Regions from separate parts of the Mus musculus genome. Here all the other regions are linked to region 2. Evidence: chromatin loops called from intact Hi-C (ENCODE). Cell type or tissue: heart. All regions are shown on one strand. Each heading gives the region's core, and the rest is flanking DNA. Links, peaks and the distances in the headings are about the cores only. Region 1 holds the start of Kpna1 (karyopherin (importin) alpha 1). Region 2 holds the start of Fam162a (family with sequence similarity 162, member A). Region 3 has its middle 3.3 kb from the start of Parp14. Region 4 has its middle 7.8 kb from the start of Golgb1. Region 5 holds the start of Eaf2 (ELL associated factor 2).

What was found. Hi-C counts contacts between places; a loop is a spot of excess contacts. Peaks named below come from ENCODE experiments on the same cell type or tissue, not always from the same donor. Only the 100,000 strongest peaks of a DNase experiment are listed, where the experiment ranks them.
Region 1: a loop joins it to region 2, with 8 times the contacts of the local background. A loop is called at or near these places in 10 of 42 quality-filtered maps.
Region 3: a loop joins it to region 2, with 3 times the contacts of the local background. A loop is called at or near these places in 4 of 42 quality-filtered maps.
Region 4: it touches region 2 in a loop (2.2-fold over the local background); 2 of 42 quality-filtered maps call a loop at or near these places.
Region 5: a loop joins it to region 2, with 2.4 times the contacts of the local background. A loop is called at or near these places in 10 of 42 quality-filtered maps.

Annotation. Positions count from the first base shown.
Region 1 is chr16:35,980,387-35,986,593 of GRCm38, reverse strand. It overlaps Kpna1 (karyopherin (importin) alpha 1), which reads right to left and starts at 3,231. Exons shown (of 14, transcript NM_008465.5): 1 at 3,086-3,231. It overlaps Gm15564 (a long non-coding RNA gene), which reads left to right and starts at 3,265. Exons shown (of 2, transcript XR_001781900.2): 1 at 3,265-3,542. In heart, for the core only: no CTCF peak of the experiment used is centred there; DNase peaks (open chromatin) are centred at 2,603, 3,283 and 4,843; H3K4me3 peaks cover 3,191 bases; H3K27ac peaks cover 2,022 bases.
Region 2 is chr16:36,068,729-36,074,935 of GRCm38, reverse strand. It overlaps Fam162a (family with sequence similarity 162, member A), which reads left to right and starts at 3,375. Exons shown (of 5, transcript NM_027342.2): 1 at 3,375-3,466. The coding sequence starts at 3,433. It overlaps Ccdc58 (coiled-coil domain containing 58), which reads right to left and starts at 3,276. Exons shown (of 5, transcript NM_198645.2): 1 at 2,799-3,276. The coding sequence starts at 2,849. In heart, for the core only: CTCF peaks have their summits at 3,417 and 4,919 (motif pointing left); DNase peaks (open chromatin) are centred at 2,885 and 3,305; H3K4me3 peaks cover 3,989 bases; H3K27ac peaks cover 3,180 bases.
Region 3 is chr16:35,871,611-35,877,817 of GRCm38, reverse strand. No RefSeq gene overlaps it. Among named protein-coding and RNA genes, the nearest start is that of Parp14, 3.3 kb to the right of the region's middle. In heart, for the core only: CTCF peaks have their summits at 1,178 (motif pointing right) and 3,211 (motif pointing left); a DNase peak (open chromatin) is centred at 3,187; H3K4me3 peaks cover 154 bases; H3K27me3 peaks cover 850 bases.
Region 4 is chr16:36,874,097-36,880,303 of GRCm38, reverse strand. It overlaps a transcript of Eaf2 not described here and a transcript of Golgb1 not described here. Among named protein-coding and RNA genes, the nearest start is that of Golgb1, 7.8 kb to the left of the region's middle. In heart, for the core only: CTCF peaks have their summits at 2,767 (motif pointing right) and 5,003; a DNase peak (open chromatin) is centred at 5,213; H3K4me3 peaks cover 1,724 bases; H3K27ac peaks cover 1,442 bases.
Region 5 is chr16:36,825,544-36,831,750 of GRCm38, reverse strand. It overlaps Eaf2 (ELL associated factor 2), which reads left to right and starts at 3,492. Exons shown (of 6, transcript NM_001113401.1): 1 at 3,492-3,700. The coding sequence starts at 3,595. It overlaps Iqcb1 (IQ calmodulin-binding motif containing 1), which reads right to left and starts at 3,351. Exons shown (of 15, transcript NM_177128.4): 1 at 3,259-3,351; 2 at 2,678-2,747; 3 at 137-249. The coding sequence starts at 236. In heart, for the core only: no CTCF peak of the experiment used is centred there; a DNase peak (open chromatin) is centred at 3,440; H3K4me3 peaks cover 1,859 bases; H3K27ac peaks cover 1,229 bases; H3K27me3 peaks cover 255 bases.

The DNA.
Region 1 (6,207 bases), core at 556-5,555, 88 kb after region 2:
AGTCCTTCTCCAACTTCCACATTCACAGACATGAGCACAGGAACCTAGACAGTCATATGCTTGCAACCCTCATGTATATACCCCACATACACACAAAAAGAGCCTACCACTAGAAACAAAGTTTTTTATTTTGTTTTTGGTTTTTTGTGGTTCCCTTTGGTATGTGTCATGTCTAGTTAAAGATGTGTAACATTTCATGACAACATCCAAAAAGCATATAATGCAAGGACTGGAGAAATAATCCTGCAACAAAGAACTAACCTAGTATGTATAAGACCAAGAAATGGATCCCTGGCACCACAAAAATAAAAACAGCATAATTGCCTGGCAGAGGAGGACACACCTTTAATGCCAAAACTTGAGTTCCAAGACGGCCAAGTCTACATAAAGAGACCCTAACAAAAAAAAAAAAAAAAAAAGTATAATCCAAGTGTAGGTAATATCTTTATTCTCTTTACTTGACCATAGGTTTTCTAGGTCTGATTTTGTAGACCTTTTGGGAGGGTTAACTACAGGCCTCTGGCATGCTATACTCCTGCAGGTTTTGCTTTCTTGTTTTGTGACAGGGTAAAGTTCTAGGCTAGCTTCAAAACTCAGGATCTTCTGGCCTCTGTCTGTGCTAGGATTATAGGAACTAGCTACTATCTCTTACAATGCATTTTGAGACAGGGTTTCTCTGTATAACCCTGGTTGTCCTGGAACTCACTTTGCAGACCAGGATGGCCTCGAACTCAGAAATCCGCCTGCCTCTGCCTCCCAAGTACCGGGACTAAAGGCGTGCGCCACCACACCGGGCTTTACAATGCATTTTTATCAGCAAATATTTTTTTCCCTAGAACAAAGTCTTCTTCTAGAGGTTTCTGGACTAGAAAGATGGTTCAGCTGTTAAGAGCACTTGCTGTTCTTGCAGAAGACAGGTTTGGTTCCTGGTACCCAAACTCAAACCATCTTCAACTCCACTTTTAGAGACTCTAACACCCTCATATGGCCTCTGCAAGCACCAGGCACCATCATGATGCACTTACAAACATTCACACACTTAAAAAGGAAATAAAATATTTATAAGAAACAAGCTATTCTTTTTTTTAAAAATATTTGTTACTATACATAAGTACACTGTAGCTGACTTCAGACGCACCAGAAAGGCACCGGTGTCAGACCTCATTACAGGTGGTTGTGAACCACCATGTGGTTGCTGAGATTTGAACTCAAGGCCTTTGGAAGAGCAGTCAGTGCTCTTACCCACTGACCCATCTCACCAGCCCAAAACAAGCTATTTTTAAAACTAATACTGTGTTCTTCCGTGCTTTCATTTATGCTAGGAAAAGCTAATATCTGCTTCAAAGTTGCTGTAAATTTGCTTTTATTTCTTTACTTCTTCTCAGGCCTCCATCTTAAAATTGTATATCACATAAACGATAATCCGCCAAGAATAAGTTATTTCAGCAAAACTAAAAAGCTAAACCATTCTCAAGTTCCTTTCAAAATTTAGACCTTTCAGCCTTTAAAATGGAGAAAGGAGGTCAGGTGTGACAACACACGTCTTTAATTTCAGAATTCCAAGAGCAGAGGCAGGTGGATCTCTGAGTTCAGTGGCAGCCTGGTCTATGTAAGAATTCCAGAGCTATGTAATGAGACCCTATCTAAAAGTAAGTATATAAATAAGTAAATGTTGTACACATCATGAATACAAATTTATACTAACACCCGCACGTGCAGGCATGCTGTAACCCCAAACACTTGAGAGGCTGAGGCAGGAGTGTTTTGAGTTCAAGACAACCAATGTAATGCTAGGCCAGCCATGACTAAATAGTGAGACTTGTCTCAAAAACAAAGAAAAGGCAACCTACAGGCAAGAAGGTTGGGACTAGTTAGTACCTACTTTGATATCTAGACTGATGGAAATTTTGAACTGACTGTGTAGTTTCTGTGTGACTCTGAAATCCTGCCACCCCGAAGGCCAGGGCAGGATAAGAAGCTCAAAGCCAGCCTACCAAACAAAACCCAACCTCAAAAAAAAACAGGCTGGGCAGTGGTGGCGCACGCCTTTAATCCCAGCACTTGGGAGGCAGAGGCAGGTGAATTTCTGAGTTCCAAGACAGCCTGGTCTACAGAGTGAGTTCCAGGACAGCCTGGTCTACAGAGTGAGTTCCAGGACAGCCAGGGCTACACAGAGAAACCCTGTCTCGAAAAAAAACAAAAACAAAAACACAAAAAAAAGAGGAGGAGGAGGAGGAGGAGGAAGGAGGTGTTTGACGGAACTCTTTTAAGAGGGAAAAGGCCAGACAATAGTGTTTAATATCTCAAAAGCATTTCTCGGTGGCTGATTCCTATAGTAATTTACCAAGCCGAAGTTTAAGCCTTAAAATCAATTCATGTGAAACTTTTCATTGAAAAGTGGTTTGGAAGCAGCTGCATTCAACCCACACATTCTTTCTTGCCGATGTCCCTGATCCCAGTCACCCTCCAGTTTTCTGCTCCCAATGCGAGCCTCAGCTAAGGCTTGGCGGTTTCCCTCGCATCGCCGGCTCACACAGCCGACCAACTTGTCATTGCTATAATTACCACACCCCCGTCAGCAGCTCCAGGCCCGCGTAGTTATGACATCTGTAAACTGCAAGCCTCCCGTCTCCACCCCCACCTCCCTCCAAACACCGGCCCCGGTGGTAACCTGCCAACTCCCCGATCGGCCCCGCACGCCTCGGCCTCAGCCACCGCACTCCGCGCCGCCCGCCCCCGCCCTCAAGCTAGCGCGGCGCGCAGACTCCGCGCCGCCGCCCGGCGCCCCGCAGTCCCCGACGCCGCTTCCACCGCCGCGCCGCGCCGCGCCGCCCCGCCCCGACCGGCGTTCCTCACGGCGAGCACCAGCGTTCCCCACCCCCACCCCGCTCCGCCGCCGCGCGGCCGTTAGGACCGCCGGGCCCGTGACGCACCGGAGCGACGCGAGGGTCCGGTCCCCGGCGCGCCCGAGCCAGCTCCGGCTTCCGCCCGCGTCCGCCTTCGCCCCGGGGCCTCCCTCGGGTCCGCGGAGGGGGACCCAGAGCCGCCCGCCGAGGGGGAGGGGCCGCGAGGTGCCCCCACTCACCGGCTCCAGGCGACCGGTCCCGGTGCCACTACGAAGAGGGAGACGCTCGCTCTTGGCCCGCCCGCTGCGCCTCTTCTGCGCACAACCTTGACCAGCCGGCGCGCACCACGGCGGCGCTCACCAGGCCTCGCTCTCCGCTGCCGCTCACAGAGCCGCGAGACCCAGCTCAGCCGGCGTGCGCACTGCGCCTGCGTGCGGGGGCCGGCCGGCGCGCCTGCGTGCGCTTCTCCGCCGCCTGCCGCAGGGGCTGCCGGGAAGCGGAGTCTCCGAGCGTGGACGCCCTAGGCTAGCGGCGGCCAGGGAAAAGGCGGCGGCCAGGGCGTGGGTCTCTGCGGACCAGGTTGGCAGTCAGTAAAAGCGCAGACATATAGAAGTTATGGAAACAAACTTGTCCTTACTAAGCTCTTCCAGAATGGACGGATTCCCCCTCACATCAATATAGCTTCCCTCTCACATGGTAGGTACCTCACAGCCGAGCATGCTTATTGGATGAATGATGGCATGGTTGGAGGCTGAGGGAGTATTACAAAATACGTCAGTGTCTCACGTTCAAAGAATTCACATGCAACCCGTTTGCAGGAACTTTCTGGGTATTCTCTTCAGTTCTCACCCATCTTACCCGGTAATTTATTAGTATCATATAACATTAAATCGCTTTTTGAGCCTAGCATGACGGTAACGCACGCCTGTATTTTCAGCTCTAGGAAGTCTGAGGCAGGAGAATGGCGAATTCTAGACCAGCATTACTACGTAGAAAGACCCCTATCTCAAAAACGGCAATTTCCAGCGAAAATATTTGCGTTGCTATGAGAAGGCACGCTAAAACAAAATATTTAGGGAAATGACTTAACCGTTACATGATAGAATTTTTTTTTCTTTCTGGGGAGTAGAGCGGTGGCTTCAAAGGAACACTTTAAGACAGCAAGTAGAGGTCACAGGAAAATCACAACCACAGGACACGGTTTAACAAGTCAGTTTAAAAGGAATACTGAGGAGCACCGGACATGAATCTGTAGAACCCCCGAAGGGAGACCCTCACTCAAGTCTCAGGGATCGCGAGCCCAGAAAGCCACAGTCACGCTTGCTGCAAACACACGAGGTTTTTAATGGCACACAAACCAGCATGCTGAGGTCGAGACCCATACACCACGCAGGGGTAGAGGAGTCTGACCCCAACCCTATTTTCCAGCAGGTTTATAAAGGTAAAAACCAGAACCTAGGGGGAGGATGGGAGAGGAAACAGGGGAAGTCTAGGGGCGGATATTTACTTCAAGGCACCTGGGACATTGAAACATTTTGTGGTTGTTTTTCCCAAGAGTTCCAGGGAATTAGGCCATCTGGCCGGGGGCGGGGGCCCATGTTCTCAGGGCAGTCATTATTTTATTTTTTTACTCTTCATTTCCCCACTTCTTCTTGTGAGTAGCTCTAATCTTAGAGCGACCCCTCTTCTTCTTTCGGCAAAGTCAGGTACTGTTGTCGGAGCACCATTACCTGTACAACACTAACCCTGTCTTTTACAAAAGCCACTAACTTATTAAGAATGCAAGGTCCAAAAGTGAGCAAAAGCAAAAGGATGATTAGGGGACCGGCAAGGGTAGAAACAAGGGTGGTAAACCAAGGAGACTTATTAAACCAATTTTCAAACCAGCTCTGTCTATCTTCTCTTTCCCTTCTGCGCTTGTCTAACCGGCTCTTCCTATCATTGTGAAGCAGAATTCACCAAGCGTTGGATTGTTCACCCACTAATAGGGAACGTGAGCTGGGTTTAGACCGTCGTGAGACAGGTTAGTTTTACCCTACTGATGATGTGTTGTTGCCATGATAATCCTGCTCAGTACGAGAGGAACAGCACCTTTTCTGGGGTCTGATGAGCGTCGGCATCGGGCGCCTTAACCCAGCGTTCGGTTCATCCCGCAGCGCCAGTTCTCAGGGCAGTCATTATTTTACTTTTTTACTCTTCGAATCAATACATCTATAAATGTAAGACAGGAGGAGAAAAAGGACCACATGGGCTAACTGCTCCCACCAGATTGGCCTGAAGGCTCGTCGGTGGGGTGTTTTCCTGACTCACGATAAATGTGAGACTCACTGTGGGCGGTGCCACCTCTGGGCTGTATAGGATAACAAGCTGAGAGTAAGCCAGGGACCAAATTCCTCCATGATCTGCTTCAATTACTGCCTCCAGGTTCCTGCCTTGAATTCCAGTCCTGGCTTCCCTCAAAGATGCACTGTAAGCTGAAATGCCTGCCCCCAAGTTGTTTTGGTTAGTTTTATCATAGCAACCGAAAGCAAACTAGAACAACTTTCTCGATCCCTCAGTCCTTCTCTCCCTTTCTTCTCACTTTCTTCCTTCTGCGTCAGTATCATCTTCTCCACTAAGAGTGTGCTTGTTTACATGGAAGCTGAATTTGAGCAAAGCAGCTTGGGAGAAAGTGTTCTATCAGAGAGACTTAGGGGTTAGTGTTGCCAATTTGACCCAAGCTAGAATCCTCTGGAAAGAGGGGACCTCAATTGAGAAAATGCTTCCAGGAGATACAGTTTTAAGGAATTTTCTTAATTAGTGATTGCTAGGGAAGGGCTCAGCCCATTGTGGATGGTACCATCACTGGGCTGGTGGTTCTGGATTCTATAAGAAAGAAGTGTACTAAGCCAGGAGGAGCAAGCCAGTAAGCAGCATCCCTCCATGGCCTCTGTATCAACCCGCTGGAGTTCCTGTCCTGGCTTCCTTCAATGACTGCCTGACCATAGCTGAGCTGATATCTGATCATTATATTCTGCTCAGGAGGTAAGACTCATTCAACCTTGTGGAGGTTGGTTATTCCCTAATCCACCCTTACTCCCAAGTAGATACAGTCGTGAGCGTCCTAACCAAAAGTCTAGGTCTCTTCTCTTTGGCAAGGCCTCCTCAGCCCCATGAGGCAGACAAAACCTTGATCATTGGATTTGCAATCCTCAGTCACTGACTGCTTGGGAAAGCAAGGACAAGTGTGGGGCTCTCTTCTGTGTCTTGCACTACCTCAGTACCTCTTCATTAAGGTTTTTAGTAGTGGAAGGGTTGATCCACCTCCACTACAGTAGACCACAGCTGCATAATGACTTTACACAGAAACATAATGCCTGTA
Region 2 (6,207 bases), core at 710-5,709:
ATTAAGCAATGCATGACTGTACAGGAAACATTTTGCCTGTGTGCAATTAACTCTGCCTAGAATTCAACTGGTATTATCTAAGGCTCAACTCAATTATGACCTCATTTTCTTTCTTTTTGAGCTCTCCCACACTAGCTCCAGAGTCGTTCGTCTTCATGTTTAAATCCTCACTTAAAGCTCCGCATCTCATACCCTGTCCACCATAGTATCTCCCAGAGCCTGGGAGCTGGAGGATACTGGTAGTGACCAAACTGTTCACCCTGAAGTGCATGGGAAAGTCCCAAGTCCTTGTAGGCAAGGCTTTTGGGAATGAAAGTTAAATGGAGGTCACAACCAGGCACCCAAAATACAGTTTCAGCTACTTGAGAGGCAGTGGCAGGACTTCTTGAACCAGGGTTACCGGGGCCAGCCTCCACAACATAGTGAGATCTTGTCAAATACATACATACACAAACAGATACACAAATGGAGGTCAGCAGGGCAGGAACCCTAATCTGCCACAACTGGGGTCCTCATTGGAAGAGGAAGAGATATGAGTGACATTGCTCCAACTGCAGAGGAAAGGTGTGAACACACAGTGAGAAAACAGCCTGCATGCCAGGAAAAGACCTCACCAGAAGCCAACCCCAACACAACCCTAATCTTGGAATTCTGGCTTCCAGGACTTTAAGAAACCACATTTCTGCTGTTTAAGTCACTTAGGACTGTAGTATTTAGTTACGGCTGCATGAACAGGCTAAAAATGTACCCAATAGCTGGGCGTGGTGGCATATGCCTTTAGTCCCAGCACTTGGGAGGCAGAGGCAGGAGAATTTCTGAGTTCAAGGCCAGCCTGGTCTACAGAGTGAGAGTATTCCAGGACAGCCAGGGCTACACAGAGAAAGCCTGTCTCAAAAAACCAAAAAATAAAAAATGTACCCAGTAAATTGTTGATTATATGTTAAAATGAGATTTGAAGCATCCAATTTTAAACTTTTTAAAAAATTCTATTTAGCTTTGGAAATAGGATGTTTTCTGGGAATGCTACAATGAAGGGGAATGCAAAAAGTTCAAAACTCTTTAAAAACCTTTTAAGCTTAAAATACATAGTTGTGTGAAAACAACATTAAGAATTACTAATAGTTGGAACTTGACAGAAAGTGACAGGGATTGCATAGGAAAGCCCATGAGAAAACTTTTGAAAATAAAAGGATCAATTTTGATGTTGACATAAGTCTGCCTTAAGAATATGTCCATGAAACTAGGAGGAGCATTTGTAAATACCTGTGCCCTGCATCATATGCAAAATATAACCCTCCAAATAGTAAACAAGTCCGGAACTTCATTCAATTTGCATGCAGCATATTTAAAAGCACTCATTTGTTTCAAGTGACTTTAAAAACCCTTTTTTTTGTTTGTTTGTTTGGTTGGTTGGTTGGTTTGTTTGGTTTTCTTGGTTAGGATACCTACATACAAAGTGATCTAACAACTCTTGAGAATATTAATTTTGTTTAGTAATTTGTGAGAATTCCAGTCAACCATGTTTTTCATAATTTTACCAAATTCATCTAAATGTAAATGCCATAGTAATGTTTTACATTGTTACAGTACCTTCATGTATGTTCTGGTTCTATCTGTGAAGGAGTGGGAACAAAAATTAATGCCTATTTACAAAATTAAAACATATGCTAAGACTGGTTCTGGGTAAACAAATCTTTTGATTTTTTTTTTTTTTAAACTCACAGATTCATTAGGTCTTTTGGCCAAGGGGCTGGAGAGATGATGGTTCAGTGGATAAGAGTATCTGTCTGTTCTTGCAGAGGACTCAGGTTCAATTCCTAGCACCCATATGGCAACTTGCAAAAGTTTGTAACTTCAGTCCTAAGAGATACAATGCCCTCTTTTGGCCTCTGCAGCTAATGCACAGATGTGGTGCACAGAAATACATGCCCACAAAACACCGATGCCCATAAAAATAAATGTTAAAAAAATACTTTTGGCCTAATTATTTACCAAATAAATCAATTTGGTGAGGTTATCTTCAAGAATACCACTACCTACAAGCTACTCAAAGTATTACGGTTACTACAGATAGGGAAATGACATGTTTAACAAATTTTACTATCTCTACTTAAAATACACTTTTAAAGGTCATGTTTTTTTGTTTTTTTGTTTTTTTGTTTAGCTTCAACTCTAATTTAATAGCAGAACCATCATTGTGAATTGATCAACATCCGGATCGTTATTCTTGAATTCTTGGTTAACTATTCAACCTTTGAAATTTTTAGTACCAAAAAAGACACATATTTGACTTAAGTGTTACACCTTCTCTCGGGATCAAGAAGGCGATAGCACAGACCAAGTATTTGACTTAACCCTCCCCCAAGCTTCCAAATATTCATTGTATCGCACCACACACATAAAAAGGCACTATGCCAAATACTTTATCAAGTACACAAGGTCTCTTTCACTTTTTCTCTCCCACAAAATCTCAACTTAGAAGTAGGGGAGTTTTGGTAGAAGCTGGGAATGAAGTTCGGAGAACTACTGAACTATTAACTATCCCTACCCACAGCTTCAGAGCTCGGCCTGACCGCTCCAGAATGACCCGGTGAGCCTCCGGCACCTCCTACGCTGAGCACCTCCGCTTTCCAAGGCCACCCCCAGCCCCCATGACCTCCAAAGGCTCCCCTATAAAAAGCTCTGAGCAACTTGCTTTTCCTACAGTTTGTCTATCCTCCCTTCCCGGACCAAAGCACCGACTGGGACGTGGGGACAAAAGGCTGGACAAGCTTGCCACGTGTGGAAAACCTCATCACCTGGAACTCGGCGAACTCTTCACAGTTCACACTGCCACTGGGCGCCGCCATATTGAACGAACACGAGGACCCCCGCAGCCGACCAATCACCGTGGAGCAGAGGTGTCCGCGGTGCTGCCTGACAGCAAATACCGTGAGCCCGGGCGGTTGCCTTTCCTCTCGCTAAGCCTAGAGCATCGGGTTGCTAATGAGGGATGAGCCCCTCGAAGAAGCGTCGAGAAACTAACGGCGTTTGGGGAGGTGAGGGTGGGCAAGCGGTGAGAATGACTAGATGTTTTTAAAAACATAGCTAAGTGGAAAGCAGGCTTCCTTCGGGCATTCCCGAAGCCCGGACGCCATAGGGCCCTGGTCCCGAGTCCCTCCGCGTGTGTGACTCGCTTGCACAGTCCTAAAACACTACTCAGCGCTTCGCAGTTGGCAGACATCGCCCTCCCTCCTCCGCCTTCATCATGCCCGGGCAGGCAGGGCGTTTGGCCGCATCCTCCGCTCGTCGCGCACGTCCCGCACGCCCGCTGCGTCACGCCGGCACGCCCCGCCCACCCCGCCAGCGCCCTCCCCACGCGGGCCCTTGGTGACATTGAGCGCCAGCGCCGCGGCCGCCGTGGGGTGCTGTGCGTCGGCGGAGCGGGTGGCCATGTGGAGCCTCGGCGGCCTGCGCCTGGCGGCTGGTGAGACGCGGGTCTGCGGGCGGCAGGAGGGGGCATCGCCGGTGGGGGTGTCCTGCTTACTGCAACCGTGTGAGGACCGCAGCGCCTTAGCAGACGCGGGGGGCTGGCCGAGACCCTGGTATCTGGCGCTCATTCACGCAGCTCCCATCTTAAGTTAGTGCCTTGATGCCTCCACCTGGTCCCCATCCTCCTGTGAGCTCCTATTAAGAGTTATCCACGGAAGTAATGCTTTCCACCCTGACTTTCTCCTATCCGTTATTCTACTTGTGCCTTCCTACTTGTCCCTCCCTCTTTAGGTGAGGGACTCAAAGATCTCACAGAATACGAGTAATTGTTGCCTTAAGTTGTGGGTGGTAGTACATACTTTTAAACAATAGTGCGGTAAGTGCCGGGACTCTCTTAGGGGAAAGTGTTATGCTAATAACGTAAGGTCTATAGCCTGTTTTCTCAGTAAACATTGGAGCGGTTGAGTGTTTTGGAGTCTGGTAACGTGAACGTATCCCGCCTCGGGGAAATCTAGAGAGCCTTGAATTATCAAGTTGAGAAATCAGAGAGTTTGCAGCTTGTATCTTGAGGGTCTTTAGAGGGTAGCTTACCTTTTGATCATCTTTATGAACTTTCATGATCTATCCTTTGTTCCATGGCATCAAATTACTACAGAGTTGTTAAATTTTTAGAGAAAGAATAGCTCCACGTTTTGTTATTGGAGTAATGTATATTGTAAATGTAATTGAAGCAATGCAAAAAAAAAAAAATAGTACATGGAGAATAGTTGCGTAAAGAGTAGCCGGTGAAGAGGTTAGATTTTACCGACTGAAAGACCTTTCAATGGGTCAGCATTGCTTACACCCTTAAAAACTCACACCCACTCTGCTCTAGAAAGAAAACGGAGAAAGAGAAAAAGCACTCATTCTTTTACTGGTTTTGATTTGTATCAGTTAAGATCTAATCATCTAAAATCTCGATGTGCATGTTTATTAAGTATTACAAAGTTTTCAAAAGAGCAAGCAAAAGAATCAGCAACCTGTGAGTTATGTGAAAGTCACTTAAACACTGGCAGTAGTTACTTTTCTAGACTGTAGCACACGTCATGGAAAGCTAAAGTGTCTTGGAAGATTTCTGATGTTTTGGAACTTCTCTGCTGGGCCTCTAACCAAGACAGACTTCCTTGCACAATTTAACAACAATTTTACTTCCGATGGGGAATGTTTTAATAGCACACCAAGGATGTTATGGGCAACGACTGCCAGGTGATCTGTGAGTGTCTGGTGTGTTGTGAGCACCTTCCAGTGATTTCTTTTACTTTTACCTATTTTATTAATAAAAGCGCTTTCTGATTTACATTATCTGATTTCTACAGCGCCCCCCTTGAATCTTATTCCCTCCTGTCTTTATAAATAAACATAAATCACAGGGCTAAATAACTTGTGTAGCACCACCTGGTGATAAAAGTCAGCACCAAAGGAGGGCAGTGAGTTTGTGTTATCCGAGTTCCTTGCTGCTGTTGATGCTGCTGCTGGAATATGCGCATGTGTAAGTTAACCATCTTATAGCCAGATGGAGCTTTTTTGTTTTCTTTTGGGACATTCACTATGTAGCTCCGGCTGCCATGGACCTCACTATGTGGACCAGGCTGGTCTCACAGATACCCTCCCCGGTGCAGCTGGGGCTCCTTAAGGTGAAATGCAGATGTGTTTGTGAGGTGGACATACACTTTCATACACAAATGGACTTTCAAGAACCAACTGCGATTTGATAAATAACATTGACCAAGTGTGTGGCAGCTCAATTAGAAATGTAATCTAGGCATTGTTTTCTTATTCAGAATACTATTCAGAATAAGGTCCTCAATTTAAGCAGTGGAGCTGTGCGTAACCGCTTCCTTTGGAACTCCTGGGTGGACTCCCTTCGCAAACAGCCTAGAGGGTTTATGGGCTTTAGTTGCTTGTTGCATGAATGTAGTTGTAGATAGATGCAGGTCAAAGTTGTTACAGAATTGCTACAGGTGAGAGGTCTTGTGAGCTTCTGAAATCATGTTCTGACGTTTATGATCATGTACTAGGAAGAGGGACCGAGGCTTAACGTCCATATCCCAGCAGTGCCGGTTCTCTTAAGAAGCACAACTGTTAAGACTCCGAGGCTAACTAGCTTCTCACCCACCCTGCCATGACTTCCATTAGCATCAAGATTAGCTTTGCCATAGAGTTACTAAGTTCTCAGCTCTTACAAGTATCTGTTAGTACATATTGTTTCGATGGAAGGACTCTAGGAAATATCTTGGATTAAGCAAATATAAGGTAAGTTTTCACATCTCTTTTCTCCTGAAAGCTGAATAAAATAGATACAACTTTTAAGATATTGTATCTTTATTTAGATGTGTGTTGTATGTGGAGTCTGTGTACACATTTTGTGCCCGGGTGAAGGCCCAAGAAGGACATGGGTTTCCTGCTCCATCACCCTACTTTATTCCCTCACTGAGCCTGGAACTAGGCTGGCAGCCAGCAAACCCAGAGATCCTCAGGTCTCCACCCCTCACCGCGCTGTTCCTTACAGCACTAAGGAGCCACACCTGGCTCCTTACGTAAGGGTAGAGGAGTCAGACTTATCCACTGATCCATCTCCTCGGCTCCAAGACATTGTAGCTTTCAGTAGGGTGATTGAGTCAGAAGAATGAATAGACTTACATAGTATTCTTCGTACCTTGAAGAAGTTCTGTTGCCCTGTGCTCCATTGACTTGTCA
Region 3 (6,207 bases), core at 567-5,566, 200 kb after region 2:
TGTCTTTTTATTGGGGGAACTGAGTCCATTGATGCTAAGAGATATTAAAGAATAGGGATTGTTGCTTCCTGTTATTTTTGTTGTTAGAGGTGGAATTATGTTTATGTGACTATTTTTTTTTGAGTTTGTTGAAAGAAGATTACTTTCATGCTTTTTCTAGGGTGTAGTTTCCCTCATTGTTTTAGTTTTCCATCTATTATATTTTATAGGGCTGGATTTGTAGAAAGATATTGTGTAAATTTGTTTTTGTCATGGAATATCTTGTTTTTTCCATCTGTGGTAATTGAGAGTTTTGTTGGGTATAGTAGCCTAAGCTGGCATTTGTGTTCTCTTAGGTTCTGGGGTAATTTTGATAGGTCTTTAAATGTTACTTGACCCTTTTCTCTTCCGGTTTATTTATTTATTTTTGGTTTTTTGGTTTTTCGAGACAGGGTTTCTCTGTATAGTCCTGGCTGTCCTGGCCCCTTACTGCTTTTAATATTCTTTCTTTGTTTTGTGCATTTGGTGTTTTGACTATTATGTGATGGGAGAAGTTTCTTTTCTGGTTCAATTTATTTGAAGTTCTGTAGGTATCTTATATGTTTATGGGTGTCTCTTTCTTTAGGTTAGGGAAGTTTTCCTCTATAATTTGTTGAAGGTTTTTACTGGCCCTTTAATTTGGGAATCTTTGCTCTCTTCTATACCTATTATCCTTAGGTTTGGTCTTCTCATTGTGTCCTGGATTTCCTGGATGTTTTGGGTTAGGAGTTTTTTGCTCTTTGCATTTTCTTTGGCTGTTGTGTCAATGTTTTCTATGGTATCTTCTACCCTTCTCCCTTCTATCTCTTGTATTCTGTTGGTGATATTTGCATCTATGACTCCTGATCTCTTTCCTGGGATTTTTATCTCCAGGGTTGTCTCCCTTTGTGATTCCTTTATTGTTTCTATTTCTATTTTTAGATCCTGGATGGTTTTGTTCAATTCCTTCACCTGTTTGGTGGTGTTTTCCTGCAATTTTTTTTCTTTTTTAAAATGTGTAGCCCAGGCTGGCCTCAAACTCGTGATCCTCCTGCCTCTGCCTCCTTCAGCAAATCCTACCAGTGTGCACCACCACTACCGGCTCCTGCAATTCTTTTTTTTTTTTAAAGATTTATTATTTATTTATTATATGTAAGTACACTGTAGCTGTCTTCAGACACTCCAGAAGAGGGCACCAAATCTCGTTACAGATAGTTGTGAGCCACTATGTGGTTGCTGGGAATTGAACTCAGTACCTTTGGAAGAGCAGTCAGTGCTCTTACCTGCTGAGCCATCTCGCCAGCCCTCCTGCAATTCTTTAAGGGATTTTTGTTTGTTTGTTTGTTTGTTTCCTCTTTAAGGACTTCTAGCTGTTTACCTGTGTTCTCCTGTATTTCTTTAAGGGAGTTATTTATGTCCTTCTTAATGTCCTCTGCCATCATCATGAGATGTGATTTTTAAGTCAGAGTCTTGCTTTTCTGGTGTCTTGGCGTATCCAGGGCTTGCTCTGTTGGGCGAACTAGGTTCTGATGATGAGTTCAGTTTCTGTTGCTTATGTCCTTGCCCTTACCTCTTGCCATCTAGTTATCTCTGGTGTTAGCTGGTCTTGCTGTCTCTGACTGTGTCCCTCCTTTATGCCTGTGTGTGTCAGCACTCTTGGGAGACCAGCTCTCTCCAGGCGGGACCCAGGTATGGAGAGCTGTGGCACAGGATCATCTCCAGGCTCAGTTGGAAACGGGAACCAGGAGAGACTGTTTTAAAATAAAACAAAGTGGGGGGAAAGTGTTATTTAGCAGTAAATTCATCCAGTCCCAGATCTTTCTTTGTGAAGAGACTTTTAAAACACAGATCTATTTTATTTTTTGACCATGTGTGTATATTTGTGGCATCCAGAAGAGGGCGATTAATCCCCCGGAGCTGCAGTTACAGGTGGGTGAGAACCATCCAACACGGGTTCTGAGAACTCAGTTTCTCTGCAAAAGCAGTGTGCTCTCTGAACCTCTGAGCCATCCCTCCAGCCCTGTGAGCAGACTTAGAATCACTACTTCAGTATCATTGTTGTGAGTCTGTTTAAGTTATTTCTATCTTCTGGGTTTAATTTTGGTAGGTTATATGCATTGAGAAATTTGTCCATTCCTTCTATGGTTCTCAACTTTTTTTTTTTCTGAGTAGAAGTTTTCCAAATATTTCCTAAGGATCTTGAGTTTCACTGGAGTCTGTTGTAACACTTCCCTTTTTATCCCTAAATTTTATTAATTTGGGTCTTCTGTCTCTTTCTTTTGGCTAATTTGGTTGTCAGTCTTGTTAATATTTTCAAAAACCCAACTCTTAGATTGATTTTTGTGGAATACAGTGTTTTATGTTTTATCATTTTTATCAGTAAAACTTACAATAAACACAGAGAGACAAACTTTCCCGCCTAAGTCCCTCATGGTATCATTTTGGTATATATTGTGCATAGTAAGATGTATGAATGCGACAGTGCTGTGTTTACTGTGAGTCTTGAGAGGTTCCCATGTGGATCTAATTCAGTGATTATCTGGCAGAAATCCAGAAAAGGTTTTTATTTTTTCTTTATTCTGCACAAACTACGCATGATTAAGTTGTAACTTTCTTTAAAAAAAAATTCATGTGAATGAATGTTTGCCTGAATATTATGCCTGTACACCACAGTTGTGAACATCATGTGGGTGTTGGGAATTGAACCCAGGACCTCTGGAAGAGTAGCCAGTACTCCCAACTACTGAGTCATCTCTCTAGCTCCCATGTTGTACCTTTCTGAAGATACTGTCTTTCCTTCCCATCTGTGGTGCTTGATCTCAATAATCACCTGGAAGATGGACCTCAAGGCATGCCTGTGGGGGTTTATGTAGGTAAACAGAGGTGGGAAGTCCTGCTCACTGTGGGCGGCACCATTCCCTAGGCTGGAATCCTGGAGAAAGTGAGATGATCAGAAGCATTCATCCCCCTCTCCTCCTTGACTGTGGGGACAATGTAACAGCCACCTCAAACTCTTGATGCCCCCTCAAAATCTTGTTTCTGTGACTCCTGCACTATGGTGGATTACAACCTGGAACAGGAGTTGTCAATTTTCTTGGTAGTTTGGATGACACAGGGATGAACTCCAAGAAAAGTCAGCACTCTAGCCTACCTAAGCCAAGCCCTCTACACTGACCGGGTCCAACACTGTTTGGCTCAGGTGATGAGCGCCATCTGCAGGCAGAATGCTGGAAATTGGAGAAAGATACCTGGATACTGTTCAGCATTATTTAAAGATCAGGAATTTTAAAAAGCCCAGTAAATTCTCTTCCGTGCATCTCTGATCTTCTTTGTACTGATTCAGTTCTTTGGTATTAAGTAACAATATTCAAGTTCTGTCTTTCTCCAAAGAACCTTTGAACTGGACAGACCTTGAGATAGATTTCATATCTTTCTTTCACTCACATCTGACAAAATTTAATGCAACCTCAGGGACACAGTTTTCAAAGTATACAAGCAAACTAAGCACTTAGTGGTGTTAAATCATAAAGAAAATCATTCTAAGATGATTCTTGAGTTCACATATGCTTTTACCATTTACTGTAAATGGAAGCAAATTTGCACATTGTAACAAATGTGTTTCTTTTTATAGAGAGAACTAAATCATGGCTCAAATATTTGCTACTGCAAGACATGAAGCCCTTTCAACTTTCTTCAGAATATTTTTTTATTTTAAAATTGTCAATGATGAGAACCCTACTTTGAATTAAATACACAATATAAAATGACAGAAGTGTGTTTAGGACCATTTCAGAACTTGGAATAGAAATTCTGTCTTAATCACAAGCCAAAATTCACTGAAAGAAATTTAATTATACTTTTTTTATTTAAGTGTATGGGTATTTTGCCTGCATGTATGTCTGTGCATCATATGTGTGAAGTGTCCGCAGAAGCTGTAAGTTTTACTGGATTTCCTGGAACTGGAGTTACAGGTGGTTGGAGTTACTATGCAGGAGCTGGGAGTCGAACCTGGGTCCTCTGGAAGAGTAGCCTGTTCTCTTAACTGCTGAGCCAGCTCTCCAGCCTCTGAAGTAGCAATTTTTTTTAAAGATTTATTTATTTATTATATGTAAGTACACTGTAGCTGTCTTCAGACACTCCAGAAGAGGGAGTCAGATCTTGTTACAGATGGTTGTGAGCCACCACGTGGTTGCTGGGATTTGAACTCCGGACCTTCGGAAGAGCAGTTGGGTGCTCTTACCCACTGAGCCTTCTCACCAGCCCTGAAGTAGCAATTTTTAAAATCAAGCATTCTAACATGGTACGATCCAAAGATAGACTAACTTGTCATGTTGACAAATGACAGCAGGAACATATTAAAAGTCTGCTTTCTATTACTAAGACATTAAGTTTTTTTTTTTTTAAGAACAGAAACATTGTATACATTAAAAACTGTGATCCATATCATAGTCTCTCATCTGAGCTGAGTGTTTCAGAGAGTGTTTACTGGTATTGTCTGGTGTGAAGATTTTATATGTGCAAAAGTGCACATGTGTGCTCAGAACACAGGCTTCAGTGGTGCCAGGAGATAGCACCGGTAAGCAACGGAATGCTATGTAGTTGATTTTGATTTAATTTTTGGTTATTGTGCCTTCAGAAGCCTTTCAGCGTTACCAAGATTTTCTCAAGTCTCACACTGGGTTGTGCGATCGGTCTGATTACCATCTACAGAGAAATGGGACCTATCTGTAAAAAACCGTTAAAATTGCCTAGATACTCCCACCTCCAGCCCCGGTTCACGGCTTTCATTTACAATGCCTAGCTGCTGGCGCCTGGGATGTCCTGGCTGACACCACCAATATCTCCCACATCCCTCTTTGTACCAACATTTGCCCATATCGAGAACTTTTCTGTTTTCAAAAATATTTAACTCCAAGAAACAAAATATCAACTTTCTGAGCCCAAACCCCCATCCCTCACCCGGCTGCTTGACTCCTGGGTCTTCCTGTCCATTCAAAGTTTTGGAAAGATCTGGGAAAAAAAAAATTGCCAGGCGGTGGTGGCACATGCCTTTAATCCCAGCACCACTGGGAGGCAGAGGCAGTTCGAGGCCAGCCTGGTCTACAAAGTGAGTTCCAGGACAGCCAGGGCTATACAGAGAAACCCTGTCTAGAAAAAAAAAAAAAAAAGGGGGGGGGGAGGGGGGAAGCTCTGAGTGCTGCCTCGGCTTCCTTCCTTTTTTTCAGACCTCGGTCCTCTTCAGACTCCCCATCGTCCCTGTTCTCCATCAGATAGTGTTACCAGGGGCCCCGAGGGGGTCACCATACTCTAGCCCTGGACCGGCAAAGCCTGCTTTAATGCGTATCCCAAATATTCGCTCATCACGCGTTAAGGATATACAGATTCCCAGTCTCTTCTTATCCCGGTCACAGTAGGCGCACCTCACTCCTGTTGCTTGGACCACTCCTGGATGAACTGTTCATATCTTTCGGCCAATCTTGTCTCCAAAGGCAGCTTAGAGGCCATCACGTTCTTCCTAGGAGGGGGAATGGGGGAGGCGGGTGTCGGAGCCCCAAGAGCCCTAGACCAGTAGCGGGACCAGAGCCCTCTCCTGAGCACCCAGGTCAGCCTGGCTTTCTCTCACTCCTGTCGAACTCAGCCACCATGCAGCAGCCTAAGTTATTTTGTGTAAGTGAACCACAAAGCCCCAGAGACCCACCATCTAAGGTCATTTCTTAGTAGTTCTTAGGCTCTCGGGTAGCACGTCCCTTGCCCAGAAGTGCTACCTGATCTTTCCATAATTGGGCTGGGAGCCCATGCTCTTCTGCTCCAACACCTGTGTATTTCTCCCTAGAGTTGTCGACCGTCTCCTGTGTCCCCATACCTGTGTCCCTCCGTTGAACACCCAGAAAGCATGGACGCCAGCACGCGTTCCTCAATACTGGGAGTTTGTAAACACAAAGTATGCACAGATGAGAAAACAGAATTCTGAAGCAGGAAAGTCAGGTCAGATGCCCTCGGGTGGTCCCCCAAGTGAGCAGGGAGCATCCTGAGAGGATCGTTTTCCTTCTCTTATACAGCGTGGGTTTTCAGGTATGCAGAAACTATCCTAGTGATGGAGCAGGGCTCAGCTGTAGCTCAGGTGGAGTGCGGGCGGGGCCCAGCTCTGGAGCTGCTAAGGAGGTGGCCTGGAGGCTAGAGCTCGGGTGGAGGATTGACTGGCTTCTGTTG
Region 4 (6,207 bases), core at 637-5,636, 810 kb before region 2:
ATATATAGAGAGAGAGGAGAGAGAGGGGTTTTCTTAATCTGTTTTGTCTTATGAGAAGTGGTTTTTTTTAAAAAGGAAAATTTACAACTGTTAAACAATTATGTTTAAAGCCATCCATTAGGAAGTTTTATTGATAGCTATATAGTCCGTATGGTATATGATGTTGGGATTTAGGCATACAGTAGGTAGTAATCAATTTAGAGGAATTAGCATATTCATAAGGGCGTTTTCAGACTTAAAGCCAGGCTTTGTTACACACCCTGACCTATAAAGCCTTAGTTAGCTGGCTGCTTTCCATCACGTTCAGCTCAGATTTCTCTCCTCCACTGTACTGCATGCCTGCCCACCCCTCGGTGCCTGCCCACCCCGCATGCACTTACTTCTCAGAGTAGCTTGCACTATTACTACTTTTAGGATTAATGAGAAAAAATGCTAGAATCGCAGGCTCAGGATTCCTCAACTGCTTTTAAGCCATAGCTTTTTTAAAGAAATAAATATAGTGTGTTATGGTGCAGGCATGTATATACATACTCACCCGAAGCACTATACCTTAAACACCTTGCACATTATCATTAAAAGATAAGATGGGCTGACTGAAGAGAATCTAGAGGTGGGTGTGAAGGGATGGCAGGGCAGAAAAGCACCATCCTGGAGCTGGGTGACAGCTTTCTGCTAGCAGCTCCCCCACATCATGCTCCCAAGTCATTTTCCCTTGTTATGCCCGTTCCCTCATCTCAGGATGAACAAGGACCAGTTAGAGACACTAATGTGAGTCCATGAGCCAAGCGTGTCTTCTGTAACCAAAACTAAGGAATGAAAGGCATCTTTCACACAGCTGAGAGCTTTGTATAGCACAAAGGCTAGGAATCCAAGGGCATAAATGCTAAATGGAGCAAGAAGGTTCTGTCTATATATACACGGCTTGTGGAAAAACGCAAGTGGCAAATATGCTTGTAAGATCAGCAAACAGGAAGACACTGTGGTAAATTCCCACAAGGAAAATGTGATTGCTGTCACTTCACAAAGTGCCAGCATCACAAAGAACAACTAAACAGGAAACTCAAACAGAGCTCCAAGTGAAGGCCAAGCTTCTATAAAACAGGCAAATAGAAGGGCACTCTCCAAGTTCATGCTCGACACACCCTCCCTGCCGTATGATCTGACACTTCCCTGAAGAAGTACTGCAAAGTCAAATAAAATGCCTAGCGCTGGAGAGATGGCTCAGCGCTTAAGAGCACTGGTTGCTCTTTCAGAAAACATGCATTTGGTTCCTAGCGCCCACACAGTGGCTTACTACCATCTGTAACTCCAGTTCCAGGGGTACTATACACATACTTAGTGCACAGACATACATACAAGCAAAACATCCATACAAATTAAAATAAAATTTACAATAAAATGCGAGCAAAAAAAATTTTAAAGAAGTTTTTCTCAAAGCCTTCACTGTTTATTGACAATTACTAATTTAAAGATATGTATCTGGTAGGTAGTGTTTCACTAGGAATTATACAAGAAATAGATGGCACATCCCTAGCCACAGAGACCATAGTATAACTTGCACAGGAATAGAAGCAAAAGAGTCAAACAGCACAAATGGGTGCCTCTGTGTACCCACTCCCATTCCTTTCTCTGAAATCTAAATCACATGCCCACAAGTCACTGAGGCATTCATGTTCATCTCATGCATTTTTGATTGGCTCTCTGTGGTTTTAACGTCTTAATTTTCAAAGTGATCTACCACCAGCCTGAAGAGTTAATAGGTCAGTATTGCTACAACAGCTAGAAAATCCGTATCAAGATTAGGATAGACCTTTACAAGCAGAAATAACATTTCATAATACAAAAAACCTGATTTTTACTAACTTAGAAATAAATGGTACCTACAGCATATATACATACCACTGCCTACCAAACAATGCTCCAGGCCTTTACATAGAACTTATTTATCCTCATTGTTTAATTTTATCCAAGGACACTAAGAAGTAGATACAATCAATAGCTCTAATTTTAAGATGAGTAAACTAATATGCAGGGAATTTGTCCAGTGACACAATTCTACAAGTTTCTTGGCTGGTGGTGACACACAAAAGCCACCCCCTTTTTTTTGAGTAACTTCCTCAACCCACTCTTCATCCAGGATGAAAACAGGGATGTGTGTGGGGGGGGGGGTGGGGGGGTACCACATTAATAGTGATGTGGGTGACCTTATTTTTCTAGGTATGTAAGCTAAAATAACGATTCATAACAATTAGTATACCCTCAGGTAACTTATTTTTCCACATACAGGCTCACACAGACATAAGCACACTTGGAAACAAAGATGTCCTCACAGCAGTGTTTGACTGTTCATGATCACAAACAACCTAAATGCCCATCAGGGGAGGACTGCTAACTGTATTTCCTTTTTTAATTTCTACAAGGTAAGGCTGTATAGCTGCCTGAAAGAGTAGGGTAGTGTTTTATTCTCATGTTCACTGAAAATGCTCAATATAGATTGAATGTGCTATGTCAAAATTTTTGGTTTCAGATTTTGAAACACGTTGGATTTTGGAGTATTTATACACATATGAAAGAGTCATGTTGGGAACAGGAACTAAGTTGAGACACAAAAAATCATTTAAACTCCATATATATTTTACACAAAGAGACTGACAGCAATTTTACATAGTATTTTTAATAATTTGTGCATGAAGTTTCATGGCAATGAACTTTCTTTTTTATTTTATTTATTTATTTACTTTATGTGCATAAAATGTTCTCTAGGCATGTACAGGTACACGCCAGAAGGGGGCATCAGAACCCATTACGGGTGGCTGTGAGCTAAGGTAGTTGCTGAGAAATGAACTCAGAACTTTCTACTGTTAGCATATGAATACTCATAATACTTTATATTGAGCCCTTCATGATTCAGACGTTCATCTCAGAGCTGCTGTATAATATTAAGTGGCAAAAGGATGTATTATGACTTGCGGGGGCGGGGGAGTATGTACTACTGGCCTTTGGAATGTGTCTTAGGGACAAATGATTTCCAGAATTTCTGGAGTGGGGAATGGAGAGAGGCAAGTAGACAGAATTGTGCTTTGCATTATACCCTTTGGTTCTGGATTTCCATTGATCAAGAGCACATATAACTGAGCCAGGCAGAGGCAACGCTTGTCTCTAATCCAGCACCTGGGAAGCAGAGGCATGGGTATCTGTTTGAGGCCAGCCCGGTCTATAGAGCCAGTTCCAGGGCAGCCAGGGCTATCTGGAACTATTGAAAACACAAACACAAACAAAAACAACAAAAAAAGCAACCCTAAAGTACCTAAAATAAGAAAGAGGATTTCTCATTCTCTTCATTACTTCATAAAGTAGTCTTCATTAAGGGTTGGGGATGTAGCTTGGTATCAGAGTGCTTGCCTCACATGCATAAGGCTCTGAGTGTAGTCCAGTCTGGGTTGTTACTAACAGGCAGTATGTAATGCGCATCAATGTGTCACAAATAATTTATTGCTAGTAGGTAACCAAGAGAAGTTAATGATATATTTTATAAATAAGCATAGTCTCAACATCTCTTTAATCCAAATGGGCTGAGGTGCTGGGAACAAGAGAGTTAAAGGGAAAATCTTCTAAAGATGATTACTTTTAGAAAGGACTATATTCCAGTAGAATGGGAACCCCATTCCCACCCCCCCCCAAATCGTGGAAATCCTCAGAAATGTTGACCATCATCGTGAGAAACCAAGAGGCACATTTTATGTGATCTTCAAATTCCGTCGTGACCGTTGTAGACAGATTTTTTTTTTAATTTTTCATTTAATTCTCTAGTATTTTTGTATATTTTATAATCTGTGGTGTATTTTCAGAGATATTGTTACACTATCCAAATTAACATAAAATTTACTTAATCAATATACTTAGGAATACATTCAAGATATTTTACCTGTAGCATATGCAATTAAGAATGTTCAGAAACTACTTCTGTAGTTAAACAAATGTTAAAGCACAGTGAGGACGGAAGCATCAAACAGTCCTACCAGGATCAAGGAAGTAAAGGCCGTGTAACCAACACCAATGCTTCAGGCCAGGGCCTTCTGGAAGTAAGAGACCTACCATTTGGCTATACTTTTAACCTCTAAAATTTTTTAGTTGTCCTCATTTTTTTTTCTCCCGTGTCTACTCCAAGTCGTCTCATTTTTCTAACAGAACATTTCCTGAATCTGACCCTTTACGGTCATTCCGATCATCCAAACCCTATTTACTCATGTTTCTAGAAAGGCCTCCACACTTTGTTATAAACTCTTGCACAGTCCATCTTGCTCAAATCTGGAAATCCATTCCTTTAATGGAGAGCTTCCAACTATCTCTAAAAGTCAACGTGTTTATCCATGATTTTAAATATCTGTTCCACTCCCAAAACTGTCCTCTCCTCACAGACCAACTGCGGGGCTTTAAATAAACCAGGCAAATATTTCCTTCAATCGCCCTGAGGCTCGTCCTCCTGTTCTCATTCCTGCTGCGCAACAACAAACCCATGCCACAAGGCCACACCAAGGGTTTTTTTTTTTCCTCCAGAACTCCCTTCAACATTCCCTTCCTTCTGGATCATCTCTCCGTCATCTTCCTAACCCAACAGCAGGATCATTCGTGGGCCTCGACTGCGGTAACGGCGACAGCGGAACACTAAGTTTGTTCAGGGCTGGGGCGAGCACAGGGCTGGGGCAGGTTGCCTCTAGCGTCCCCGGCTCGGTGCCCAGGCTGGCTTGCCCAGGCCGCTCGGACACAGGGCCGTCCGTGCACGTAGGGCTGACCAGCTCGCCCGCCTCCGGGGCTCCCCGGGGAGGAACGACCCTGCCGGCAGACTGACTGGGTGTCTGTGTCCCCGGGCCGAGTACGGCGGCGGGCACTGGGCGACCACCTAGGGCGGGCGGGTGAAGGCGGCGGAGCCCGGAGGTGAGGGGCGGGGCGGCCGGCTGAGCCGTGTCCCGAGCCCCTTGGCCCGGGGCTCGCAGCAGAGCCGTTGCGGAGCTCCCCGCGGAGCCTGCGGCTCCCACTCACCTGCAGGCGGCCGTCCCAGCCAACTCCGGACGCCCCCCGCCCAATCGAAGCCACGTCAGCTCGGTAACCCAAGCACGGCGCCACCGTCGACGCGCCCCTGGGAGTCAGCCACTCGCCGTGAGACGGAAGGCTGAATCAAGGCGTCGACCTATCGGAGCGGTGCTCAGGGCGTTGCTATGGGAACCAGGCACGCCTTGTTTGTAACTAACTGCGTTACACTGACAGAAACCAACCAATGCCCTAAAGCCTTCCACTTCCTCAAAGACGGAGCCAATGGATTCTAAGAAGGACGTGCCGGGTGGAATCACATGGTGGGATGTGACCCGGAAGAAGATCCAAGGAGGCCTGAAAACACCGAAAGGGGTGGGCTTTCGGCAAAGATCAGGTGTTTGCTGTATGGGTTGGAAGTTCCGGTTTACCCTAATTTCTCATCTCGCGCTGTTCCCACTAAGGACTATGGCCTCGGCTTCTGAGGAGACTTTGGACTAGGGGCGCCAGCTGCTAGTATTTGCGATTTTGTGAGAACCAACCCGGAGTAGAGCCTGAAACTTGGTCCTTCCGATGGGGGAGAAAGCGATTTAGTAACGGAACTCCGATTTCAACCTGACGTCACAGGACATCACTCAGGATGTGAGGGTAAGAGACAGTATTTAAGAGTTGAAACGTTCCCCTAAGGAATTGGCTCTTCAGCTGGGATAAGCAAACAGATTTAAGGGCTCGGGCTCTGTGAGGAGTCAGTGAGAAAGAAGCTCCAACAAGAGACAGAAAAGCGATTTACGGGGGCGGGGGGGGGGCGGTGAGGAGGGAGGAAGGGAAGAGAGGAGGGGAGTCATTCTTTTTTAATGATGTCACCATCGGTAAATTTCCCAGGATATATAATCAATCCCTCACCTATATACATGAAAGCAACCCTAATTAAACTCAATGTATTTATTTTTCTTTTAGTGACATAAAAGTGGGGGTGGAGTGCTGGGAGAGTTTTCTAGAGGGACTGAGGAAAATAAGAGTGTTCATGATCAAAATGCATACATGTGTGAACTGTCAAAGAATAAAACCATGTAACAAAAGAAATGGTCTCACTCTTCTGATTTTCTGTTACCCAGTTCCCTCTCAAGGCCTTCCTTCATCTTCCCCTACACCAAATATAGACATCCCAAGACTTCCAAT
Region 5 (6,207 bases), core at 561-5,560, 760 kb before region 2:
TTAAAAATATAGCAAAAAAGAGAATTTTATTCCACAGTGTTAAGGTTTCTCCAAACAAATTAAAATACTAACATTGTGTCATGACAGAACTAGTATTTACCTAATGTCTTTCCTAACTATAAAAGTATTTTCTTACCTTTTAACTTCAATAATATAACAGGAACATTTTGTTCAGGACTTTTTGCAACTTCAGCAGCTAAAGACAAGATCCTTGGGTCTGTACCGGCTGGCTTCATTTTTTTCTACCACCTATGCTTAAACATAATAATTTTTAAAAACTCAAATGTATTAAGAATCAGAAATTGTACCAGCTTCACATTTACTCTCTCTGTGCAACAATTCTAATATAGACTTCATACAGGAGAAACAGACTGTACAACGAGTTGATATGGCAGGCTTAACTACAGCCTTTTCTTCAAAGGTCATTTTACAAGACTGGCTGTTGGCTAGTATCTAGAATGTGGATTTCAGAAGGATTTTTATTGTTCTCTTATAAGCTTAGATCACTGTGCCAAATCTATTATAAATATAATGGTTGTGGTAAATAAACATGTTTTCCTTTTAGATTCTGAGAATTCTGGTATTTTCTTTGTCTGATTTTCAATACATAATAGATACCTGAGGCATTTTACCAAGAGGTTTATTTAGCTCACAGTTCTGGAAGTTCAAGGGCCTTATGTCAGGGCACTGGCTTCTGGTGAAAATTGTCTTGGCTTTCCCATATTACAGATGGTATGATAGCATGAATAGAAGATATATAGCACAAAAGACTTGAGAGAGACTAAGGAGGGGGGCAGGCCTTTTTATTAACAGTCTTCTCTTAAGGACTATCTAAACTCTTACAAAAACTTTATCAATTCTTTTGAGGGTGGTGAGCCCAATGATATCTTGATGGTTCCATTACCTCTTAGTATTGGCATAAAGAACCAATCTTTCAATACAAACCAGTAAAAATTCTGGTCACTGAGTGTCTGATAGGCATCTCTAATAGAAAATACTTCACAGGTATGGTCACAACTGTTTTCCTTAAGAAATTATGTATACTCTGTAATTCTACTAGAAGTGGGTCTTGGAAGACTGTGCTTGGTTTTCTGCGGATTGTATCCTATATGATCTTTTCACTTTACTGACTTTGCTTTACATATCTTCACTATAAAGTACAGCTACAAATAAGACAATGTATGTGTTGAATCCTGTGAGCCCGTCCACCTAATCACTGAACCTGGAGATGGTTTGGAAAACCCCACATACTAGACCTAAGAAATGTTATGAAATTATAACAAAATTTAAAATTACTTATAGTCTATCAATTCTAAAATTCAAAAATCCACACCTCAATTTTTTTTTACTAAAGCTTTTCTATATAAGTCTATATAGTTTTCTAGGTAGTTTTCTATAGTTTTTTACTAAAACTTTTCTTTATAACTTTTCTATATAAGTATTTGAAGCTCAATAGTATCATTAATATAAAACATATTTTAATTAATAAACATATTTATTATGAAGAACTGTGCTAAATGGGTTTTAATGCATTATTTTATCCTTTCAATGGGGTTATGAAATAGTTACCATAATCATCTTAAATGTGCAGTTAAGAAAAATAAAACTTAGCTGGACATAGTGGCACATGCCTTTAAATCTCAGCACTTGGGAAACAGAGGCAGGTGGATCTCTGTGAGTTCAAGACGGACCTCTATATAGTGAGTTTCAAGACAACCAGAACTATAGTGAGACCCTCTTCTTGAGTAAAATATAAATCATTAATAGACAAATCCACTGAAACTATTTTAAAGAAAGCCCAATAACATTCCTAGCATGTAGAAGATGTAAAACTTTCCAAGAGAATGCATGTTGTCTTACTCTTTCCGGTGTCTACATTATCCTGTTCTTTGTAAGAATTCATCAAAATATGCTTAAACATTCCCTTCACTGGTGGCCATTCTGATTGCAAATTACTTTATACAATATGGTAATAAAATCAATGTGAAAGTATACATCCACTCACTTGTGCCACTGAACAAATCCCTCTTGACATTAGATGGCCACAAAATCAACCACCTGGGTTTCTCTAAACCAGTGTTTTCATCTATGAACATAATAGCCATCCCTTGTCCCTAGACTTCAAAATTTATAAGGCATTCAGCAATGATTAAGTCTAAAAATATGAAAGTATTGCTGAACCCAAAATAATTATTTAGAGAGCATGTATTAACTCATTTAACCACCTCAACAATTCTAAGGAATGGCATTATTTTTTACATAGCTATTATTATTTCCCCAATTCTAATGATAAACACATTTGTTTGATTTGCTTGCACAAAAATCACATTGAGAGTATGAAGCTGACGTACAAGCCCAGAGATTCTGGCTTCAGAACCTTCGTGCATAAATACATTGAACAATCTCTCCTTGTATCTTTAAAGGGTAGAAGGCAAAAAATAATCCCTCATCCATCTGAAAAAAATAAATTGACAAACCTATTTAAGGTAGAAGTGCTGAAAGCATAGTCTGATGCCACAATTAACCTGAAGAATCACCTGAGGGGGCTCACTGTAGACTTTCTCTGAATAATCCTCCAATACAAAGCACGCTTTCTCCTACTTCATAACACTTCTGTGAGGTGGGGTGTGTGTGTGTGTGTGTGTGAAGGCAATTATCAATCAATTGACGCTCTTACCCTACTGCTAGACTGATCTCTGAGAAATCAAGAGTCCCAAGGCCGCGCTCTTCAGTGCTTCCAGGAATCACTACAGAAACAAATGCCAGAAACAAACGTACAGCAGTCAGTTACCCCTAACCCTAGGCTTCTCCGTCGCCTCCGGAAACGCCCCCTCCTCAGGTCCTAACCCCGGCGGGAAAAGCCTGTGTTTTTAAAGGGCTAATTAAAAAATAATAAATAAATAAATAAATAAATAAGAAAGAAAGAAAGAAGAAAAAATAAATAAATGAACGGCCCTTAAAGGTAACTGCGCGGCTTCCAGAGGTTTCCAGTCTGGTCACATCACCTGAGGGGGCGCGGCTGGGGTTCCAGACCCGCCTCAGAGCAGCTAGGCCTCAGGAGGCCCCAGGCCTGGGCCCGGCCGCCACCTCTCGTCAGGCGTCCGTTTCCACACCAAACCTGCGGGCCCGGCGCGGAGGAGGCCCACGCTCCCGTTACCAGGCCCCGCCAGGCAGTTCTGCCCTGGGTGTCTGGCGTCCTAGCTTCCCCGCCCCCCTAGGGCCTTTCCTCCATCCCAGCCGCCATCTCGGGTCTGTTACCTCATCTCTTTCCCCGCGTCCGTCCACCTCAGGGCCCGACCCGCACAGCGTACCTCAGCGAGGCGGTCTCCGCCGAGCTGTGTGCGTCGCGACGCGGGAAGGGGGCTAGGGGCGGGGATGGTGGCCAGGGGCGGGGCGGGGCCCTGGGGCGAGGGGCGGGGCAGGTGTCTCCAGACAGCCAATCAAGACTCGGGGCGCTCCAAGGGGCGGCCGCACGCGTCTGGAGGTGAAAGGAGCTGGTCCCGGGCACCGAACTCAAGCTCGCAGCCAGTGCAGCTGTTCCAGAGGCTGTGGCAGGGGACGGCGAAGGCCAAAAGCGGGAGGCAGGGGACGAGGATGAGTGGACCAGCGGGACTTGCATACCTGGACCGTCGCGAGCGGGTTCTCAAGCTAGGCGAAAGTTTCGAGAAGCAGCCGCGCTGTGCCTTCCACACCGTGCGCTGTGAGTGCAGACTGTACCCCGGGTTCCTTCTGGGATGGGAGGGTGGTATGGAGACAGACTCCTCCGGATTCTGTAATTCTGTCCCCGCCGCTCTTTGCTCCCCGGGAGACCAGATGGCACAGTGATCCACTACCCAGTTGCCAGCCTCTGTGCAGGCACCTGGCGTCCCACAGTGTAGGAGAACCCTGGAAGGGTTTAAGTGAGACTGACAGACCTGAGAGGAAGTTTTGTGGGACGATCTGCACGGGTGGCTGTGGAGACTAGCGTGACAAGTGGATGGTGCAGAGTTTGAAAAGGTGACAGACAGATGGAACAAAGGACCGAATGCAGGGCAAAAGTGATGTGGAGAGGCCACAAGGACATTTCTTCCCCATTCTGGCTGATGAGGGTTCCCATTTAGTTTGTTCTTGGGAAGAGATTGTCAGCTGTCTCAATCGTTTGTATCTCTTTCCATCTCAGATTTCATGGTCAACTAAGTAATTACTGATTATCAAAAATTGAAAGATTTTTTTATCTAGTTTCTTTACTTTAAAAATCTACCTCCTAATGATTTCTACCCTTTGGTGTTTTGTTCTCTGGGATCTATTTTAATAGGTTATCTCTAATATTGTTGAAAAAGAGGTTATAATGAGCCTTTTCGTTTTAGTAATTAAATGAGATGCCAGCACGAAAAATATAACTTAATTTTGTATGTAAAACTTCTTTTTTGCATAATAGGCCACAGAATTCTAGCGCATAAGGGAAAGGTCACTGAGTTGTGACCTCTGTGTGTGTGTGTGTGTGTGTGTGTGTGAAATTGTAGATTTTTTTTCACATCTCTTTTGCAGCCCAGCTCTTCTTTACTGTCTGCTTGTCCTACATTCTCCACCATTCTGTCCTTTTCCTTACAAGGTTTATATTCTGAAAAACACTCATTTAAAACTCAGTCTTCAAAGTTTAAGTTGTAGACAATTCATCTATAATAACTCAGAGTAAATGTAGGAAGAACCAATGGGTTTAACCTTCCATTGATTATATTTAAGCTTTATAAAAAGGCTGCATTAAGCAAAAATATCATGTTTTGGTGGAATAAATGGGAGAAGTTTACCAACAGAACTTCAGTAGTGCTCCTTGTTTATTTTGCTCTGGGTTACCATCCAGAGTTCCCCACAATGAATCAGTGAGTGTTGTGCAGCCATAGTCTCTCTCCCTCTCTCCCTCCCTCTCTCTCTCCCTCTCTCTCTCTCTCCCTCTCTCCTTCTCTCCCTCCCTCCCTCCCTCCCTCCCTCCCTCCCCTCCCTCCCCCTCTCTCTCTCTGTCTCTCTGTCTCTCCCCTTTCCAAAAGCAAGGTACTGTTCTTAACTGACCTCTCAATGCCCCTTTCCCAAGTACTATGTCCTTTTCCTCTTCCTTCTTCTCAGGCATGCAGTGATCTTTTGTTTTTCAGTACAAAGTTTAAAGTTACAAAAAAGTTATTTAGTGATAGATATGTTTATTTTTTTTATGTGTATGTGTGGGCCTGAGTCTATATATGCACATCATATTATGCAGTGCCCTCAGAGACCGCAAGAGAGCCTCAAGTCCCTTGTAAGTGGAGTTAACCGTGGCTATCAGTGACCTGATGCTGGTGCTGAGAAGGACCCAAGTTCTCTGTAAGAACAGCCAGTGGTGCTCTTAACTTCTGAAACATCTCTCCAGTCCCTCGATGTATATATATTTTACAGCTTAGATATGCATTCTCTTCCTACAGATGCAAATCCAAAATTAAATGAATGAAATACAGCTTTTGAAAAGTGCCTTGCAGGTGTTCCTAAGACTTTTATTTATGGGTTCTTTACAGGATTAATTACAGCGTTAGAACTCAAACCCAGGGCTTTGTGCATACTAGTCAAGTGCTCTATCGCTGAGCTACATCCCGGCTTTACAAAAGTTCTTAAGATGTTGAAAACATATTTTCCAAATTAGAGTCGGATAATCGAGCCACAAGAATGACAATAAACAAGCATATGCCAAAAGACAAAGCATAATCACAAGCACAGTAAACAAGCTTAGACTCCACCCTTAGTCCTGCAGAAGACTTAAAAAAATACTGTCTCCCCCCCCCCCCGCCCCACCCTATCCAATTAAGTATAATATTACACAGAATCCTTTTAGGTTTATTTGAACAGGTTCATTTCCAGTGTCCCCTCAGTCTCAAGAACTCGTAAGGAATGGAAACTATATCATATAGTATTTGACATTTATGCAGAGCAGGTGGACCTAATTTAAACCACTCAAGCCAATGCTATTTGAGATTAAGTATTGTTTTGTCTCATATATGGGATAAATCTTGCCTATCTTTTATACGAATGCTTCAGATAAGCCTGTATGTGAACCCTGAACTTCACCAAACCTGTGTGTAACGTGACTTTGGGAACAGTCTCTAAGCTTTCAACCACAGTATTCATAGGTGAAAATGGTAATATCTACCTTTTTGGATTCTTTCCTAGAGAGGTTGTGGTAACATAAAAAAGAATCTAACATGGTAT